Linked DNA regions of Homo sapiens: all the other regions are linked to region 3. Evidence: read pairs that join two places in POLR2A ChIA-PET (ENCODE). Cell type or tissue: GM12878. All regions are shown on one strand. Links, peaks and the distances in the headings refer to the core of each region. The heading gives the core; the rest is flanking DNA.

Evidence for each region. ChIA-PET counts read pairs that join two places held together with the same protein. Peaks named below come from ENCODE experiments on the same cell type or tissue, not always from the same donor. Only the 100,000 strongest peaks of a DNase experiment are listed, where the experiment ranks them.
Region 1: POLR2A ChIA-PET joins it to region 3 with 5 read pairs; 2 of 35 experiments call an interaction of 5 or more read pairs at or near these places.
Region 2: POLR2A ChIA-PET joins it to region 3 with 5 read pairs; 9 of 35 experiments call an interaction of 5 or more read pairs at or near these places.

Annotation. Positions count from the first base shown.
Region 1 is chr19:13,642,922-13,647,682 of GRCh38, forward strand. No RefSeq gene overlaps it. Among named protein-coding and RNA genes, the nearest start is that of YJU2B, 100 kb to the right of the region's middle. In GM12878, for the core only: no CTCF peak of the experiment used is centred there; no DNase peak of the experiment used is centred there.
Region 2 is chr19:14,096,402-14,101,162 of GRCh38, forward strand. PRKACA (protein kinase cAMP-activated catalytic subunit alpha) reads right to left here. Exons shown (of 10, transcript NM_002730.4): 5 at 4,425-4,507; 6 at 1,363-1,489; 7 at 1,178-1,273; 8 at 960-1,082. Among named protein-coding and RNA genes, the nearest start is that of SAMD1, 8.0 kb to the left of the region's middle. In GM12878, for the core only: no CTCF peak of the experiment used is centred there; no DNase peak of the experiment used is centred there.
Region 3 is chr19:13,859,834-13,864,594 of GRCh38, forward strand. It overlaps a transcript of NANOS3 not described here. Among named protein-coding and RNA genes, the nearest start is that of MIR181C, 12 kb to the right of the region's middle. RefSeq lists enhancers at 1,800-2,229, 2,290-2,539, 4,739-4,761. In GM12878, for the core only: a CTCF peak has its summit at 2,600 (motif pointing left); DNase peaks (open chromatin) are centred at 2,068 and 2,548; H3K4me3 peaks cover 1,164 bases; H3K27ac peaks cover 1,575 bases.

The sequences.
Region 1 (4,761 bases), core at 387-4,386, 220 kb before region 3:
TTTGGAGTGAATGGAGAGAAGGAAGTGGAATTACAGTTGGCTGAATAAATGAAGAATAATGCCTGATTGCTGCAGGGTTGTTATGACAACCAAATAAGATAATGATGGTGAATACTCTTTATGGAATTTTTTATTGAGGTATCATTTATATACAGTAAAATCCACCCTTTATTAGTATACAGTTCTATAGGTTTGGACAAACATACACAGTCTTGTAGCCTCTACAAAAATCAAGAAATAGTACAGTTCCCTCACCCATAGACAGTTCTCTTTTGATCCTTTGTAATTAATCCCTTCCTGAAGCCTTAGCCCATAGCAATCATTGATCTATTTTCTGTCCCTACAGCCTTGCCTTCTCTAGAAAGTCACATAAATCAAAGTGTACACTACATAGACACTTGAGTCTGGCTTCTTTCACTCAGAATAATGCACTTGATATTCACCTATCGGTATTTTATTTTTTTAATTGCTGAGTAATATTCCATTGTATGTGAATATTCCATCACTTTTTTTTCATAAAAGTGAAATGCTGTATAAAATTGTAAGGACTTATTATTCTTGGAAAATATATATACATGCAGGCAGGAAAGTCTGCCTTAGTTTGGGCTCCCTCAGAAGCTGACCTTGAGACATGATTCAAGTGAAAGTTGTTTATTTTAGAGTCAGTTCCAGGAGACTCAGTATGGGAAGATAAAGTGACACAGGGAAGGAAAACAACAAGCATCAAGCAAGTTACCACTGTGGGCAACTGACGCTCAATCTACTGGTGACCTCTAGGAGACAACATAGAATACAGATCTCAGAATTGCCCAGCAGAGGAGTGAGGGAGCTGGGATATTTATCCTCCACCTTCCTACCAGTCACTGATTGACAGCCACTCATGGAGGACATTAAATCTCTAGCATTTCTGGCCCAACTGTGTAGATCATAATGTGTACCCCAAAGACCAGAGACAGTCCTCAAACAAATGAATGCAGGTGCTGGCCACTGGAAATTAGGCCAGAGTGTGCTGACCAAGGATGAGGTAGGGGAAGGCCAGGTGCCGACCATTCCTCCTATAGAGTGGATACATAATCAGATCATAAACGATCTCCCCTTAATTTTCATCTCTTTCTTAAGCTGTAAACATCAAGTATTTTTATAGCTCTTCAAGATGCACTGCATGGAGACCTTCTAAATCATCTCTATGTCCTCTAATTGGGCTTGTCACTCACAGCTAATATTGCTATATTTATAGTTAATCTCTCCATATAGCGTCTTATGACTTATTTTTGGATTTGTGAGTCAGGCGTGCATACTCCAATATGCATGCTCATGCTGCTGTTTATCTATCTCTACGGGAAAACAGGATGTTGTGTTCCTTTTTTCCCTGCCTCACCGTACCCACTCCTGACCCTTGTCTGACAGCCTTTGGCTTATATTAATTTTCATAAATACCTTCTGCTTACTTCATAGTTTTCCAAATATTCGAAAATACTTTATTTCACTTAATCTGCAGGATAACACTAGGAGGCAAGCAGAGACCTCTTGCCTCTAATGCATTTTACACATGAGAAAACTGAGGCTCATGTCAATTAAAAATTAATTTAAGCTATTTCATTTAAGTTAAAAATTAGTTTCCACTGCATCATATGGGATGCTTCTAGTTGTGAATAACTAAAATCCCAAACTGAATTAAACATTAAAGAAAATTATCAGCTCACATGAAGAATATAATAAATAAAAAGTAGGATGTGCTTTCAAAAGAGGTTTGATGTGTTGGCTCACAAGATGACTGCCAGGAGGACCTTCTGCAACTTCACGCCCCTTGTTCACAACCGGAGATGGATATACACTACCTCCATCCTGAGATTCACTCTGATTGGCCCAGTCCATATCACATGACCACCTCTGAGCCAATGAAGGTAGATGGGGTATGCTGATTGGCCTAAACTGGTCACATGGTCTACCCGGAAGCTAAGGCAAAACTCACTTCCCTAGAAATAGATGGAGTCCCAAGTGAAAAACAGCAAGAAAGGGAAAATATTGGAAGACATTCATGGAAAGTGGGTTAATTAGGAATGTTGTCATCTGTAGGTTACCAATAACCTGAGTAAGAGTGGCTTAAATAAATAGGACTTCAGTTTTCTCACAAAGCGAAAAGTATGGAGGTAGATGATAGCCATTTTTTAAAAAGCCATTCTCAGGCACGGGCAGTGGCTTGTCTGTAATCCCAGCACTTTGGGAGGCCAAGGCGGGTGGATCACTTGAGATCAGGAGTTCGAGGCCAGCCTGGCCAACATGGTGAAACCCTGTCTCCACCAAAAATACACAAATTAGCCAGGCATGGTGGCGGGTGCCTGTAATCCCAGCTACTCAGGAGGCTGAGGCAGGAGAATCACTTGAACCCGGGAGGCAGAGGTTGCAGTGAGCCAAGATCATGCCACTGCACTCCAGCCTGGGCGACAGAGCCAGACTGTCTCAAAAAAATAAATAAATGAATTAAAAAGCCATTCTTCTCTCCTTCTTTCACCCACCATCCTCACTATATTGCTTTTCCTCCTTAAATTTAATCACTTCATAGTCTCAAAGGTGGCTGCTACAGCTGGAAAGGAGGAGTAAGTTCTAGTGTTCTATACCACTGTAGGATGACTATAGCTAACAATTATGTATAGTTTCCAATAGCTAGAAGGAGGATAGTGACCGTCCCAACACAAAGAAATGATAAATATTTGAAATGATTAATATACTGATTATCCCTGATCTAATCACTATACATCGTATGTATCATGTACAATTATTTGTCAATTAAAAATAAAATTTTAAAAAAAAATTTATTTTATGTTTATTTTTATTTTTTGAGACACAGTCTCACTCTGTCACCCAGGCTGGAGTGCAGTGGTGCGATCTCGGCTCACTGCAACCTCCGCCTCCCGGGTTCACGTGATCCTCCTGCCTCAGACTCCTGAGTAGATGGGATTACAGGTGCACACCACCACACCCAGCTAATTTTTTGTATTTTTAGTAGAGACAGGGTTTCACCATGTTGGCCAGACTGGTCTCGAGCTCCTGACCTCAGGTGATCTGCCCGCCTCGGCCTCCCAAAGTGCTGGGATTACAGGCGGGCTGCCTGGCCAATTTTGTATTATTTATTTACTTTTTTTTTTTTTTTTTGTATGAGACAGGGTCTCACTCCGTCACCTAGGCTGGAGTGAAGTGGCATGATCTCAGCTCACTGCAGCCTCGACCTCCTCAGCTCAGGTGATTCTCTCACCTCAGGCTCCTGAGTAGCTGACTAAAAGTGCCCACCACCAGGTCTGGCTAATTTTTGTAATTTTTTGTAGAGATGGGGGTTTCGCCATGTTGACCAAGCTGGTACCGAACTCCTGGGCTCAAGCAATCCGCCTGCCTTGGCATCCCAAAGTGCTGGGATTACGGGCCTGTGCCACTGCATCGGCCTGCTCTTGCCTTTTAACAAGGAATAAATCTGCATCTTCAAGAGCCCTCCAGCAGACTTCTTTATCATGGGTCAAGTTCTCCCAATGTAGAGTCTAGTCTAAAATAAGCATCCTGATGCAAAGGGTTTATTGAGAAGGTTTGTTCCAGAAGAAACCATGAAGGGAATAAAGGAAGCAGAACAAGGAAAGGGAAGAAGACAAGACACGGAGAGGAAGTTCCAGCCTAACCCCTCCCCCATAGAGAGCTCCACAGCTTAAATTCCATCTTGGAGACTGTCCCATGGTGTCTCTCAATCAGAGAAGCAGAACCACTGTGAGTGATCTAGAACGGGGAATTTATTATGGGATTTGACCTTGTGCAATAGTGAGTTAGTGGAGCAGACTGTGGCCCTTGGTCTGGTACTGGGTCTGCAATCACTCTAGGTCAGCCAGCCCATCCGTCAGGAGGGAACACTAGCTGTGCACAAGAGCAGGGAGGAGCAGAACCCACGAGGGACTTGCGTCTGTCTCGCACCACCTGCAACCTCAATGTCGTGAGTGACCTGCAGGTGAAGCTGTCATCCTTCACCTTGGAGCTGCGTGTTCACTTGGCCTAGTTCTCAGGGAAGATGAAAGAGATCTGGCAAGAGCTGGAGAAGAGCCAACAGCTCTGCAGCAATGTGTGTGTGTGCTGCCGCCATGCCTGACACCTCCAGGAAGATTAAAAACTAGGGTCATTGCTTTACATCCATCTTCCAAATCTTGTGCAGGTTATTCTTCTAGCCAACTCTAACCCAGAACTTTACAGGGAAGAGAGAAGGGAGAAATGTTCTTCCAGCTTAGCTGAATTGACGTTATCCAAAGCCAAATGTCCCACCTGGAGAAAAAAGGAGTTAGCTCCTGGCTATAGGTGCCCCCAGAGAAGACGCAAATACACAGGCATTCCCCAGTCTCTGTGCAGGCAAGGAGGTCCCCGTGTCCAAAGGCAACCCTGTGATGGCCACAGAGGCTGGACGTCAGCAGCAAAACACGCAGAACTGGTAAAGGGATCAGAGGGGATCTGGGCAGGGCATGACAATGGCCGCTACATTTACTCTACATCTCAATGGCCAGAGTCAATGTCACATCCCTGCCCTGACTCATACAGGTCAAGGTTCCAGTCTACCCCAGAGGGTAACCAACCCACATCCACCACATCCACCATTAGCATGAGAGCCAAGGCAAAGACAACGTCATGTAATCCCCTTCCAGTGTCCTTTCCACTGTTTTCAGTATTGACTGTTTTCAGAACATAATTAATCAAGATTAGATGTCTAGAAAACCTTGTTTAAAATGTGTTGGCCGG
Region 2 (4,761 bases), core at 387-4,386, 240 kb after region 3:
GGTCTGGAACTCCTGGCCTCAAGCCTCCACTTCCCAAGGTGCTGGCATTACAGGTGTGAGCCATTGTACCCAGCCCCAAAGTTTCAAAGCCAGTCGGTGGCAGAGCTGGGACTGGGGCCCAGGCTGAGCCTGAGGGTGCTCCCACCACAGTGTCATGACTCCGGGCCAACCAAAAGCTCCTGTGTAGGAGATGCTGGACCAAGTCGGGGGATGGTCGGGTCTTCCCAGCAAGGTGGTTGAGCTGAGGGCAGAGGTGGGGTCCCCAACCTCTCTCCGGCCATCAGTGCCTACAATGATTGCCTACGGTGATTACCTACTCACCAAAGTGTGATCTTGGCCAAGACACATCCCTTTTCCCAGCCTGTTTCCTCACCTCTCCTACAGAGGGTGCCACTATCTCAGGGTGTGACTGATGGGGATTCTGGGGCCTGGTGGATGGTGGGCACTTTGCACCTGTCATAGATGTGAGCTGAGATGGCTTCACCACCCCTCATCTGAACCCTCAGAGTTAGGCAAGTCTGGGTTTGGGAGAGGAAGCATGGGCTATAAATGCTAAGTGAGGGCAATCCTGGGTGAGGCTATGGACAGCACCTGGGAACAGGAACCAAATACATTCGTTTTTCTGCCTTGGAATTTGCGAAAACTCACACTAACTGGGATGAGGAGCGAAAAGGAGGGTCGTCTGGCAGGGCGGTTTGTGTTCTGTGGCCAAGATGTTCCCGTGAGGCTCGGGATTTTGGAAGCCCATGGGATTCTGGAACCGCGGGGTTGGGGCTGGACAGCAAGGGGGCTTGAGGTGTTGGCCTCAGTGTGGCCGGCGCGTCCAGCTTCACCACCTGGCCTGACTTAAGGAACTTCTAGATTATTCTGACAACAAGCAGGGCTCCCCAGGGAATAGGATGGGTGAGCAGGGAACGGTCTGTTTCTTCCAGGGCTGTGTCCCCACATCCGGACCTCACCTTCCCAGAGACGATCTTCTCATAGATCTGGATGGGCTGGTCTGCGAAGAAGGGCGGGTAGCCAGCGGCCATTTCATAGATAAGAACCCCCAGGGCCCACCAGTCCACGGCCTTGTTGTAGCCCTGGAGCAAGATGGGGGGGCACAGGGTGAGGAGGAGGCGAGAGCAGGAGAGCAGAGCCGGCCTCAGGGGAAGGGGAGGGCTGGGGAGGCTCCTACTTTGCTCAGGATAATCTCAGGGGCCAGGTACTCAGGGGTGCCGCACAAGGTCCAAGTGCGGCCCTTCACGCGCTTGGCGAAACCGAAGTCTGTCACCTGTGGGCACAAGAACAGGCAGTTGGCAGGGAGGAAGGGTCCAGGCCACGGCTTCCCCAGGGCTGCCCCTCGCCCGGCCTGGTGGGCACCTGAATGTAGCCCTGCTGGTCAATGAGCAGATTCTCCGGCTTCAGGTCCCTGTAGATGAGATCCAGCGAGTGCAGATACTCAAAGGTCAGGACGATCTGGGCCGCGTAGAAACGGGCATGGGGCTCACTGATGGGGACAAATGGGGAGGTGAACGTCAGTGGTCATGCCCCAAAATGGTCCAGCAGGTGGCCCTGCAGAGCCTACCCCAGAGGAAGACACCTCCAGTCCAGCCGTCAGAAACGCAAGGCACCTGATTCTTAGATAGCCCGACATGGGAAACAGCCTGTGGGTCCATCCACAGGAAAATGGAATCACAGACTGAGCTATAGTCATACAATGGAATTCCACTCACCACCACCACCGCCAACAGGACAGCCCATGCATCCACTCAACAATGTGGCTGCATTTCAAACTGATTATGTTAAGCAAAAGAAGACACAAAAGAACATGAATGATTCCATTTATATCATGTCCACGCCCAGACAAAACAAAGGCACGGTGTTTGAAGTCAGAAAGGACAACTGCCTTTGGTGGGGAGGTGACGTGTCAAGAGAGGGATTCGGCCCGGTGCGGTGGCTCACCCCTGTAATCCCAGCATTTTGGGGGGTCGAGGTGGGAAGATCGCTTGAGCCCAGGAGTTCGAGACCAGCCTGGGCAATATAGGCAAGACCTCACCTCTGTATGTATGTAGATATGTGTGTGTGTGTGTATATATATATATATATTTTTTTTTGATTAATTTATTTTTTTTAAGACAGTCTCGCTCTCTTGCCCAGGCTGGAGTGCAATGGCATAATCTCGGCTCACTGCAACCTTTGCCTCCTGGAAACAAGTGATTCTCTTGCCTCAGCCTCCTGAGTAGCTGGGATTACAGGTGTGCACCACCACGCCCGGCTAATTTTTATATTTTTAGTAGAGACGGGGTTTCACCATGTTGGTCAGGCTGGTCTCGAACTCCTGACCTTGTGATTCGCCCGCCTCGGCCTCCCAAAGTGCTGGGATTACAGGCGTGAGCCATGGCACCCGGCCTCCACCTCTGTATGTTATTGGAAAAAAAAAAAAAAAAAAAAGGGATTCAAGGGAATTTTCTTAGGTGATAGAAAAGTTCCATATACTGTTTTGGGTGGAGGTTAGGTAGCTATATACAACTGTCAAAACTTGTAGCATGGAACATTGAAGAACTGTGCATTTTGTTGTATGTAAAGTGAATCTATAGTTATCTATCTAAAATACAACTACAAGGCCAGCGCGGTGGCCCATGCCTGTAATCCCAGCATCTTGAGAGGCCAAGGCGGGGGGGGCGGATCACCTGAGGTCAGGAGTTCGAGACCAGCCTGGCCAACATGGTGAAACCCCATCTCTACTAAAAATACAAAAATTAGCCAGGCAAGGGGGCATGCACCTGTAGTCCCAGCTACTTGGGAGGCTGAGACAAGAGAATCACTTGAACCCGGGAGGCAGAGTTTGCATGGAGCCGAGATCGTGCCACTGCACTCCAGCCTGGGTGACAAGAGTGAAACTCTGTCTCAAAAAATAAAATCAAATAAAACTACGTATGTAAACTTATAAGTTAATAAGACAAATTTATAAGTTAAAAATTTTTTTTTTCTTTCAGCAGGGTCTGACTGGGTTACAACCCAGTCTGGACTGCAGCAGCGTGATCACGGCTTATGCAGTCTTTTTTTTTTTTTGCATATGTTGAACCAGCCTTGCATCCTAGGGATGAAGGTGGGCTCATGCAGTCTTGACCTCCCAGACTCAGGTGATCTTCCCACCTCAGCCTCCCCAGGAGCTGGGACTACAGGAATGTGCCACCACACCTGACTTTTTTTTTTTTTTTTTGTATTTTTTTGTAGAGATGGGGTCTTGCTATGTAAGGCTGGTCTCAAATTCCTGGGCTCTAGCAATCTGCCCACCTTGGCCTCCCCAAGTGGGATTATAGGGCATGAGCCACAGTACCCAGCCTGTATCTTAAACTTACAAATTTCTGTATATAGATTTATTTTATGTATAAAAATATATATTAAAATCTACACATATAAAACTGTCCACCTATATAAAATAAAATAATAGTATAATTTTTATTTTATTTTTTTGAGACGGAGTCTCGCTCTGTCACCCAGGCTGGAAGTGCAGTGGCGCGATCTCGGCTCACTGCAAACTCCGCCTCCCGGGTTCACGCCATTCTGCCTCAGCCTCCCGAGTAGCTGGGACTATAGGCGCCCGCCATCACACCCGGCTAATTTTTTTGTATTTTTTTAGTAGAGACGGGGTTTCACCATGTTAACCAGGATGGTCTTGATCTCCTGACCTCGTGATCCGCCCGCCTCGGCCTCCCAAAGTTCTAGGATTACAGGCACGAGCCACTGCGCCCAGCCAATTTTTTTTTTTTAAAAGAGACAAAACCTCACTATGCAGCCCAGGCTGGTCTCAAATTCTTGAGCTCAAATGATCTTCTCACCTCAGCCTCAGGACTAGTGGGACTACAGATGCATGCCACCTTTTGGGGCTCAAAAAATGCACAAAATCAACAACTTCAATTTTTTTTTTTGAGACGGCATGTCACTCTCTCACCCAGGCTGGAGTACAGTGGTGTGATCTTGGCTCACTGCAACCTCTGTCTCCTGGGTTCAAGTGATTCTCCTGCCTCAGCCTCCCAAGTAGCTGGGATTACAGGTGCCCACCACCATGCCCAGCTCAGTTTTGTATTTTTAGTGGAGACAGGGTTTTGCCATGTTGGCCAGGCTGGTCTCAAACTCCTGACCTCAGGTGATCTGCCCACCTTGGCCTCCCAAAGTGCTGGGATTACTGGTGAGAACCACCGTGCCTGGCAGCAACTTCAGTTTGGACACCTAAGTTGCCCTGTTTGCTCTGTTTTGTTTTGTGGTGGTTGAAATATCACATATTCCTCAGCAGAGGGGAAACAGAAACCCACAGGGTCTGGGAGACCACCTGCATGTTGAAGTATGCTGGACTCCTCTGCATTCCCAGGGGGCTTGGTCGTGCACTGCCACCTGTGGACACCCTGACAGCCTGATGTGATGGGGGGTGGCCCGCTTACCTGAACCTTCCGATCCGCCGTAGGTGTGAGAACATCTCCCCGCCGGGCACGTACTCCATGACCATGTATAAGTTTGAGTTGTCCTGTGGGAAGCAGTGGCTGGTCAAGGGCCCACCCCTGAGACTTGGACCCGATCTGAAGGCCTTGGGGGCCTCCCCGGCTGGTGTTCAAACATTAAATGACAACAGCGATCCTGGCTCCCTGTAGGAATCATGTTCTACAGGGGCGACCCTTATCCTGCTGTTAATGGGTGAAAGTGAGGGCTGGCTCAGAGGTATGTCAGGACCTGGTTAGCCTGCCTTGGCTGGAGAGAGAACTCTGTAGTACCTTGCTCTGG
Region 3 (4,761 bases), core at 206-4,205:
AACATAGTGATTATTAATGCATTAATTCACTAGATATTGACTAAGGGCCTTTTTTAAGTTCTCCAGCAGTGATGAAGACAAACGTTGTAGGCTGGGCACGGTGGCTCATACCTGTCATCCCAGCACTTTGGGAGACTGAGGCAGGAGGATCGCTTGAGCCCAGGAGTTCGAGACTGCCCTGGGCAACAAAGTGAGACCCACCCCCATCTCTCCAAAAAAAAAAAAAAAAAAAAAAAAGACAACAGCTATTGTGCTGGCAGAGCTGACAATCAAGTACAGGAGACAGACAAGAAACAAGATGTGTAGTAAAACATGTAGTGTGTTGAAAGGTGACAGGGCCAGGCGCGGTGGCTCACGCCTGTAATCCCAGCACTTTGGGAGGCCGAGGCAGGCGGATCACGAGGTCAAGAGTTTGAGACCAGCCTGGCCAACATAGTGAAACCCCGTCTCTACTAAAAATACAAAAAATTAGCCGGGCATGGTGGTGGCACCTGTAATCCCAGCGACTTGGGAGGCTGAGGCAGGAGAATGGCTTGAACCCGGGAGCGGAGGTTGCAGTGAGCCGAGATCGCGCCATTGCACTTCAGCCTGGGCGACAGCGAGACTCCATCTCAAAAAAAAAAAAAAAAAAAAAAAAAGGTGACAGGGTTGTGAGAAATAAATAGAGGAGAAAGCAAGGTGGGTGCAATTTTGAAATAGGGGAGTCGGCCGGGCTCCATCTGTAATTCCAGCACTTTGGGAGGCTGAGGTGGGCGGATTGCCTGAGCTCAGGAGTTTGAGACCAGCCTGGGTAACATGGTGAAACCCTGTCTCTACTAAAAATACAAAAAAAATTAGCTGGGTGTCGTGGTGGTTGCCTGTAATCCCAGCTGAGGAGGTCTGGAATGGGGTGAATGAGGGAGGGAGTGGAGAGGGTGAGGCAGAGAGGAGACAGGAGACTGTGCAAAGCCTTCTGGGTCCTGGGGAGGACTTTGGCTTTTGCTCTGAATAAGGTGGGAGCCATTGAGGGTTCTGAGCAGAGGAGGGACTGGACCTGACTTGGGTGCTCACAGGCGCCCCGCCCCGGCTGCTGTGGTGGGGAGGGGATTAGGGGGATGGGGACAGACTGTCGGGGGCTGCAAGGTGTGCAGAGAGGTGGCAACTGGAGCAATTCTGGGGAGAGATGATGGAAGCCGGACCAGGGTGGGCCTTGGAGAAGTCAGGATTCTGGATGCATTAGAAGGGACAGTAACTAGCCTGGGAGCAGTGGCTCATGCCTGTAATCCCAGCACTTTAAGAGGCCAAGACGGGTGGATTGCTTGAGTCTAGGAGTTCGAGACCAGCCTGGGCAACATAGCAAGACCTATCTCTACTAAAAATACAAAAAAATCAGCCAGGCGTGGTGGCAGGTGCCTGTTGCCCCAACTATTTGGGAGGCTGAAAGAAATGGGAGGATGGCTTGAATCCGGGAGGCGGAGGATACAGTGAGCAGAGATCGTGCCACTGTACTCCAGCCTGGGCGATAGAGCCAGACCCTGTTTCAGAAGAAAAAAAAAAAAAGGACAGTAAGCAAAATTGTTAATGGGTTGCATCTGTTAATAAAAGTTTTTGTCTGAGCAGCTGGGAGGATGGAGCTGCCATTTCCGGAGACCGGGAAGATGGCGGGAGACCGTTTGCAGTTGAGGAAATGAGCTCTGAGCCCAGGGCTTCGTTCTGGCCCTGAAGTGTCCCTGCCCAGACTCTGGTGGGGTGCGGAGGAAAGCACCCACATGGCCTAGGCTTTGCCTCCTCGGGGCTTTCTCTCGGTCGATGCCTGAGTGTGCAAACTACACCCACATCTGAGTATACAGGGGCACCTCCGAAGACCCCCACGGCCTGACACATCCACCCAGTGTCCAATGGCCACAGCCTTGGGGGACTTCGGGGGCTGGAGTTCCGGGCTGATGGAGTTGAGAAGGGCTGCCTGGCTCTTACACCCACCTTGGGTCCCCACGGAGACCCCCAAGGGGACAGGAGGTGAAATCTCCCAGGGAGAGGTTCAGGAAGAGCTGCTGCTGTGTCGCAGCCCTGGGCTCCCCCTATGAGTCAGCACTGGCAGGGGCCCCAGGAACTGGGGACCGGGGGTGTGTAGGGGGGAGGGCAGTTCCCACGCCCTAAGGCGTCTGGGGCGCTGGGGCTTCCCCCACCGCTCCTCCCATCCTGTGCTGGGCTCTGGGGATCTTCAGAGGAGTCTGGGGGGTGAGAAGCCCAGGGCGGATTGGCCACTGGGCCAGGATCCAGGAATCCTCTCTCCTGGTCTGACCCAGTTCAGGAATGCAGAGGCCGCCCGCCCCGGCAAATGCGTTGCAGCAAGAAGGAGAGTTAGACGTAGAGAAACACCGAGTGAGTTGGACATTTGTGTGGACGGCACTTCTAGGGGGCTTTATTTAAGAAGGGGCCCTTCCTTCTGGGGACTCTGCATTTGAGCAGTGGAGGCTCCAGCCTGGGGTGTCCAGGCAGAGTCCTCAGCTACCGTGGAGTGGGAGGTGGCGGGGAGGAGGGGGAGGAGACTGCGCTGAGAGCTGAGATCAGTCCCGCCGGCCTCCACAGCTGGGAGGGCGCTGGACTCTGCTGCCCCCTGCTGGTGGCTGCAGGAAATTCAGCGAGCAGGACAGCTGGCCGGTCCTGGAGAAGAGACGGGGGGAAAGGCCTCGCACAGAAAGAATTCCAGCTCTGCCTTTTTTTTTTCTTTTTTCTTTTTTTTTGAGACGGAGTCTCGCTCTGTGGCCCAGGCTGGAGTGCAGTGGCACAATCTCGGCTCACTGCAACCTCCGCCTCCCGGGTTCAAGTGATTCTCATGCTTTAGCTTCCTGAGTAGCTGGGATTATAGGCGCGTGCCACCACGCCCGGCTAATTTTTGTGTTTTTAGTAGAGAAGAGATTTCACCATGTTGGTCAGGCTGGTCTCGAACTCCTGACCTCGTGATCCGCCCGCCTCGGCCTCCCAAAATGCTGTGATTACAGGTGTGAGCCACCACGCCTGGCCCCAGCCCTGCCTCTTACAGGCGGTACCACCTTGGGCAAGGGCAGGCCCCATCTGGGCCTCGGTTGCCCATCTGTGGAAAGGGCAGTATTCACTTCATTGGCCTGCTGGGAAGAATCTGAGATGATGATAGGCATTCCTGGGACCAGGAAGAAGGTTCGAAGATACAGCTGGGGAGAACTCTACCCTGGGCCCACCCTTCTAAAGAGAATAGTCCCTGCCTCAAGGGTTGCTCTGGTCTGGATGGGAGACGAGGCTCATACACGTCTATGAGTGGATGAATGAGTGAATGAATAAATGTGAATGTTGCATATTCCAAAGCAAGTCCCTCCCCAACCCCTTCCGCCTCTTTTTCTAAGAGAGGAACTCTTTCCCCAATACGCTCTTTTTTTTAGAGATGAAGTCTCTGTCTGTTGCACAGGCTGGAGTACAGTGGCACCATCATAGCTCATTGTAGCCTTGAACTCCTGGGCTCAACGGATCCTTTTGCTTCAGCCTCCCAAGTAGCTGGGACTATAGGCGCTCACCACCACACCCAGCTAATTTTTTTTTTAATTTTATTTTTGTAGAGACAGTGTCTCGCTGTGTTGCCCAGACTGGTCTTGAACTCCTGGCCTCAAGCGATTCTCCTGCCTCGGCCTCCCAAAGTGCTGGGATTACAGGCTTGAGCCACTGTGCCCGGCCCCCCTTGCCTCTTTTCTGTAAGAAGGGCTGGCCGGCAGGGGGGCGGGCGGCACAGGAGGGCCATCAACAGAGCTGACTGGCCCCCCCCAACCCCATGGAGGTATGATTACTAGATTGCAATGAACTCCCATTCTCTCCCCTGCACGTGTCTCTCCATCCCCACTCTGGGAGAAGACTTCCTTTGGGAGAGGTTAGGTGTAGACTACAGCTGGCCCCTCTAACCTTTGGTGGGGTTGGGGGTCGGGGGAGTGGTCCTGGAGACATCCACTCTCCTGGACCTGGAACCAGACTTTCTGGGCTGAGACCTGAAGGCAGCTGGACGATGTGGGAGGGTGAACCTGTCAAGGAGAAACTGAGGCAGGACTGTGGTGGAGGAGGCTGAAAGGAAGTGAGGGGTGCGCGATCAGGTGGGGAAGGGCCATGGCCCCATAAGGGTTAAGGTCTGGGCTTGGAAGGGGGCCAGTCAAAGGTTTCTCCATCCCCCTCTCAGACTGGGGTGGGGGATAAATAAACAGAATGAGAAATCTGTCAGCTCAGCCCGGGCCAATGGGAGGCTGCCTGGCGCCATGGTTTGCCCTGATGTGACCTTCCTCTACCAGCCGCGGTGGCCACTGCGGGCAGGGGCAGTGTGTGGAGCCTCAGCCAGGGTACGATCATTCCAGCCTTGTGCATGCTCTTATACCTGGGCAGGGGGAGGGGGGATGTCTGGGGAGGAGTACCGTCTGTGCAAGGATCTTTGGGAGATCCGGGGAGCCCCATCCTTTGTACAGCTTGCATGTGGTCTGTGCACCTGGCCTGTATATATGCTTGTGCCTCATGGTCCCAGGTACACATCCCCACGTGCCCCTGAATTGCGTGTGTCCATGTGGACCCCTGTGGCTCTGGGACCTGCTGGGGGTCTTGTGCATGTGGCTGTTGGCTGTGTTTCTCTGCCTCTGCGACTGGTCCATTTGACCCGAGTGGCTGTGCATATATGTGTGTGTCTGTGAACTTTGTGGATCTGTGTCTCCATGGGTGTGTTCTGGTTCTATGTCTATATCCATGTATTAGGTTATTTTGTGTGTGTCACGGTGCTCC